Linked DNA regions of Homo sapiens: region 1 is linked to region 2. A link is an interaction called in ENCODE POLR2A ChIA-PET data of the cell type or tissue named here. Cell type or tissue: PC-9. All regions are shown on one strand. Links, peaks and the distances in the headings refer to the core of each region. The heading gives the core; the rest is flanking DNA.

Region 1 (2,917 bases), core at 135-2,634, 140 kb after region 2:
TTATTAATTTTTCCCTAGATTGCAACAAAGTGACAAAAGGATGGTTATAAGATTGTAAAAGGAGAGATCACTGCTTCATTTTAATATGGGGAAGCTTAGGACTTGGGACATTGAGCATGGCTATTTAACCAGTGGCAGGGAATGTGCACTCTGGCAAATGCAGGGAGGAGTGACATCATGAGTGTACTTGGTGGCTGGACAAGGTGCCCACAAGTGAAAACGTGGATTCCATTTGGCCTGGCTTGAATTACAAGTAAAAGCATTGCTCCTGGTACAATTCACGCCCACCCACCACTAGATTTTAATATTGTTCCAGACATTCCGGGAGAAACTATTAGAAAGGCTCTCTCCACCTGATTCATCTCTCTGTCCCCTCCTGGGATCCCTCTGCTCCTCCAGATAAGAAACTTCCTCCCCCAACCTTATTCCACAGCAAAATCTGCCCCTCCTTCATTTCCTGTCCCATTTCTATGGGACTCTATTAAGATATTATTGACTCAAGTGCTCATGCTGAATACAGAGATTTCTTCATAAATATGGTTTTCATTTTAACAGGCTATTTCTAACAATCAGAAAAACTTTCAGATCCAGAGAAATGCGGCACCCTGCCAAGGAGTGGAGACCCACCCAGTCATCCTTCAAACTCACCATGTAGGTGGCCACCCACTCTGTCTGACCAGAATTATCAGACTTTCAGGGCTCATGGGACTTGGAGAACATGGACCATCAGCCCCAGCCCTGGCTGTGGCTTGGAAACCTGTGTGGATCTGTGGCTAAACAGGTTGCTGGTTACAACTCTGTGCTCAGACTGGTGGAAGGGAGGTATCCAGAAGAAGCTGGCAGGAAGGGATTTTTCCTCCCATGATTTCAGAGGACATTTTACTGTGGAAGACAGGATGAGTGAAAGGGAAGAATTCATGCAGAACCTCTTTGCTCCCAGGGCCCGGCTCCCTAAGCATTCCTTGTGACAACTCACCAAGGTTGACTGGCTTTGCTCAGACCCCTGAGCTTCTCTATTCATTCCACACAGAACACCCTCAGATACTGGCTGGGCTTCACAGTGCTGCCCAGAGGAGGACATGTCAGCCAATCAGCAGGAAAGATGCTCATTTCTTGTTGAAAAAGTCCCAAATTGTAACTTAACAGGGTGATCTCTCTCTCACTCTCTCTCTCTCTTTTTTTTTTTAATTTCCAGAATGTGTTTTTCCCCTAGAGTCCTTGAGCACAGACCTGCGGTTTTCTCTCTCCTGGTTTTACAGTCTATCTGCCTCAAGCCAAGAGACTTGGCTCTGCTCCCCCCTGACTCAGAGTCTCGGCTGGTAGCTGAACCCAGGAAGCCCTGGCCCCACGTCTCTCCCTGGAACCACCAGACCACACAGCCTCCTGTGCTCAACCCTTTGGCTGGGTGTCCTGCCTCCTCTTTGTTTGGAAAGAGATGTCTTACGTAACTCCACAACCTTCTAAAGGCTCCATTGTCTTCCACTTGGGAGAGCTCAAAACAACCCATTAGTGACTTATGACTTATCACAAAGAGAATCTATTGCCCACATATCCACAGCCCCCATGGAGCTAGCCTCACCTATCTTACTTAGATCAATAATCAACAATGAGACTTAATGACTTGTGGTCTTTGGGAAATTATAAGTTCAGTACAAGGTGCAGGAAATACAAAGGCTAGTTCATCTATAGGTCACGGTACTTCGCCCAGGCAGCACATGAAAGTCATTTGTAATTCAAGATTGAGACAGGCATAAACAATTCTGATCTGATTATTCTTTTACTAATCTGATTTTGATAAACAGCTGATGAAAATGGAAGGTGTCTGGTCATCAGAGGAGAGATACTCAGGCAGTGAAATAAGTTTTCCTTATCTCACTGGATAGGGATTTATTTCAAGGCTCCTATTAATAGCCCCTAATGCCAAGAACTGTGATCGCTGCCCTGGACTGCAAGAGCCTTCTGAGCAAAATGACAGAAACCCATTGGGTAGGGCATTCTCCTTCATTTTTATTTTCTATAAGTCTCTGATTAGCCCTGTTGGGAATTCTAGTAATTATTTTAAGCTGGCACCTTTAGGAAAAAAAATATATCTCTTAGGATTTAATTAAAAATGAAAAGAACCTCTGCATGATGTTGCCAAGGAGCTTTCACTGTTTAAGGTGGGGTGTAGACCAGGAAGAATAAAACACTCTGCACTAGGTGACATTTCCATCTGGTTCTGCTGCCAGAGCAGCCCTGGGGAGAGGAGCAGGAGAAAGAGAGGGGACAGCCTGCTCCAGCCTGCTCTCTCCTCCCCATGGACCTCATGGTCTTTCAAGGATCCTGCAAGTCCTTTGCTTCTTTCTTTCTGCAGCAGACATTTTCTCATCTGGGACCAGCTATGTGACTTGTTTCAGGTGGAGGCACATTTCTTTCCCTGCTCAGTGACATGTGAGTCCTCGACAAGCTTTCAGAAGGGATTCCTGAACTTGGTGAGGCACAGCCCTCTCCAACTGCCTTGTGGAGCATCCCTGGGCAGCATGCAGAGGAGAGGTGAGAGGCTGCCTACCCGTGCTGTGGCTGTCCCTCCCACCTCCCTTAAAGCCTCCACGTCAGGCGCCAGTCCACCAGGTTCACTGCGTGCATCTTTGGACAGCAGTTGCAAAACTGAGAGTTCCAGAAATTGTGCTACACTCAGTTTTGTGTATACATGTGGCTCAGGTCTCATCATCTTCAGCTCATCACATTTCAAAATGCTGAGAGTAGAAAGCGTTTCTCATTCTGGCTTTAAAAGAGAGATTTCCCCAAGGATCACACCTCTTCAGTCTTTGGGCCCAAGCTTCTTGAAGGAGCTACTTGCCTACTTTACAGGGCAAAATTTTAGAACACATAATTTGAAAACCCCACCAACTTTAATGTGAAAAAAAAAAAATCAATT
Region 2 (2,917 bases), core at 302-2,801:
AGATTCTAAGGGTCTCTCTTTCATTTGTGAATTCCTCACTATTCCTCCCTCTTTCCTATCCATCCTACCACTTAAAAGAAGGAAATGGTCAGTAATAAGAAATTATTAGTAGCTAGGCCCATGAAGTAAGTTTTATTCTGATTAATAATGTTCTTTAAAAGACAGTTGTAAGCTGAGCATTCCTATGTGATGTGGATATAAATATAGGATTGTCAAAAGTTCATATTAACTCATTCATTATTTCATTTGTTAAGTATTACTATGTACCTGTGAGGTGTAAGGCATTTTGCTATTAAATTGATCGTGTCTGAAAAGCACCAAAATCATTGCTACACTGAAGAAAATCTCTCTCTGGGGGAACAAATGGATATTACATTAGGCAACAAAACAATTGACTGAGTGAAATGTTCAACTAGATATTTTGGAAGCATCTAATTTGTAACTCGTATTGGTCCCGAAAGCCAATCAGAGTAGATATGAAAGGGAAAAAATGCTAAAACTTTACAAAACAATTTTCATATTGGGGGAAAATACAATAAAGGAAATGGTGAGACTCTTTCTGACCCAAATATATATTTTTTAGAATCAAGATTACATCACTGTTAAATTAGTATAGCTGTAAAAGGTCTCTTGCATAACTATTTGCAATGAAATTCTTCATAGTAAATTTAGTAACAGAAAGAAACGGTCTTCTGCCATTATGAGAAACAAATTAATGTTATTTCCCCTGTCCCCAGCTTTTGAAATAACAGTAGGCAAAATAGCCTAGTGAAGGGTGGCTGTATGACTAGGAGCATGTTGCTTAACCTCTGAGCACATAGGTTTCTTTATATGATAACATTTACCTCATAAATTAAATGAATTAGCAGTTGTTATATGCTTAAAACACTGCTCAGCATATTAGAAACACAAAGCAAATAATAGCCATGATCATATCTCTTTTCCATATCAGAAGCGTGAAAACTGTTCATGGAAACAATTGCCTAATGTTGGAACGGCGGGCTTGACTTGACCAGACAGTCATATGCTTTGCTCAGTGCTTTTGTGCTCCAAATGCATGAGATACTAACCGGTCCTAGTGCAATTAAGAGTGTTTGACAGCCGGGCAATCCTAGCATGTTCCTAACTAAGCGATAATTGAAGATCTGTGTAGATTTTAGGTACAGGTTGTTACCCAGCAACAGATTGAAGTTCCGGAAGAAATTCTGAATTATCTCATTAATAAAGCAACTTCCTGATAGACAGCTATTGACTCTGACCACAGCGAACCCAAGAACTCATGATCCTCTAACCCAGAAAAAAAATATGCAGGTGAGCACTGATGAGGTGGCAAGATGCCAAAAAAACTGGTTTTACAACCTATCGGGTAAGTGAGCAAGTGGTGGCTAAAGGTTGGTCACATTATCTGGAAAGAGCAGGAAGATCAGGTCGACTGTGTTTTGCAGAGGTTATTAGCATAGCATGGGAATGCAGCTCTGCAGCCAAAGAAAGAACCCTGATGCCACTGGGGCATGCTGACCCATGATGCCAAATGGAAACTGCACCTGTCTGCCTTCCTTCTAGTCTCTCCATAGTGTATTGCATGACCACTGAACTCCCCCAAAAAGACATGCAGGAGGTCTTAGATTATGTCATTTAATGCTTGTAACTGTCCTACAGAGATGCTACTCTCATTAAAATCATCCTCTTTACAGATGACGAAACATAAATTTTGAGAAGTAAGTTGCTTAATGTCACAAAGCTGATGAGTGAGACTCATGAGCGAAGCTGTCTCATTTCTGATTTCATGCTGTCGATGAGATTGCCCTCTAGGAACCAATTACAACTAATGTTTGTTTAGGACTTTAACATTCAACGAGCTCAGAACCCCAGCATGCTGTAAGGTGGACCTTATCTTATCACCATCCCCATTCTATAGATAAGGAAACAGACAAAAAGATGTATAAGTGGTTTTCCCATGTTTATGCAATTAGGTGGTAGAGCCAGGATTTGAACCCCTGGTCTTTTGAATCTAAGCAGAATTTACAAGAGGAACACTCAAGCAGAATGGGGTGAGTTATGCTGAGCACAAAGCTTAAGAGAGCAGAGTTCTGTGGTCAGGACCTTAGCTGTTTTTTGCCTTTGCTTTGTCTGCCCAGACAATTATCTGATGATAACTTGCAATTTGTACATTCTGGATACATTACCTTTCTCTAGATGACATGTAGGATTTGTATAACCTAGATATGTCTTCTCTGTTGAAGATGAATATTGGAGATAGCACAATTGGATTTAAGCAATATCCTTAAATTAACATGTCAAGTGTACTTAGCTGCACTTGGAAATCCGTCCAGGTTTAATAAGCAAATACTACTGGTCCAAAGAGGAGATCACAGGATGAGAATCTTCCATCCTTTATGTTATAGACTGAATGTTTGTGCCCCCTACCCCCAAATTCATATATTGAAATCAAATCCCCAATGTGATGGTATTTGGACGTGGGTCCTTTGGGAGCTAATAAGGTCATAAGGGTAGAACCCTCATGAATGGGATTCGTGCTCTGATAAGAAGCCCCAGAGAGCTAGTGAACCCTCTTATTGCCATATGAGGATACAGTGAGAAGTCAGCTGTCTGCAACTGGAAGAGGGCCTTCACGAAGAACCCCAGCCAGCTGACACTCTCATTTTGGACTTCCAAACTCTGGAACTGTGAAAAATAAGTATTCGTTGTTTAAGCCATCCAGTTTATGGTATTTCGCTATAGCCGCCAGAGCTGAATAAAATATTCCCGGAGGACAGACATCTCTGCATTTTGGGGAGAATGTTATTTGCAGTTTTATTCCACTATTTTTATCTAATAGCCTGTTGCTTATTATGGATTTCAGCAGGTCTGATGATGAGAGGGTGGCTGAATGTCTAGGAAATTGTGCAGTGTAAGA

Evidence for each region. Peaks named below come from ENCODE experiments on the same cell type or tissue, not always from the same donor. Only the 100,000 strongest peaks of a DNase experiment are listed, where the experiment ranks them.
Region 1: POLR2A ChIA-PET joins it to region 2 with 5 read pairs; 2 of 35 experiments call an interaction of 5 or more read pairs at or near these places.

The regions. Positions count from the first base shown.
Region 1 is chr12:26,238,286-26,241,202 of GRCh38, forward strand. All of the region lies in intron 1 of SSPN-AS1 (SSPN antisense RNA 1), which reads right to left. Among named protein-coding and RNA genes, the nearest start is that of SSPN-AS1, 32 kb to the right of the region's middle. In PC-9, for the core only: no CTCF peak of the experiment used is centred there; a DNase peak (open chromatin) is centred at 1,456; H3K4me3 peaks cover 1,558 bases; H3K27ac peaks cover 2,500 bases.
Region 2 is chr12:26,100,144-26,103,060 of GRCh38, forward strand. No RefSeq gene overlaps it. Among named protein-coding and RNA genes, the nearest start is that of BHLHE41, 23 kb to the right of the region's middle. In PC-9, for the core only: no CTCF peak of the experiment used is centred there; a DNase peak (open chromatin) is centred at 1,348; H3K4me3 peaks cover 1,487 bases; H3K27ac peaks cover 2,371 bases.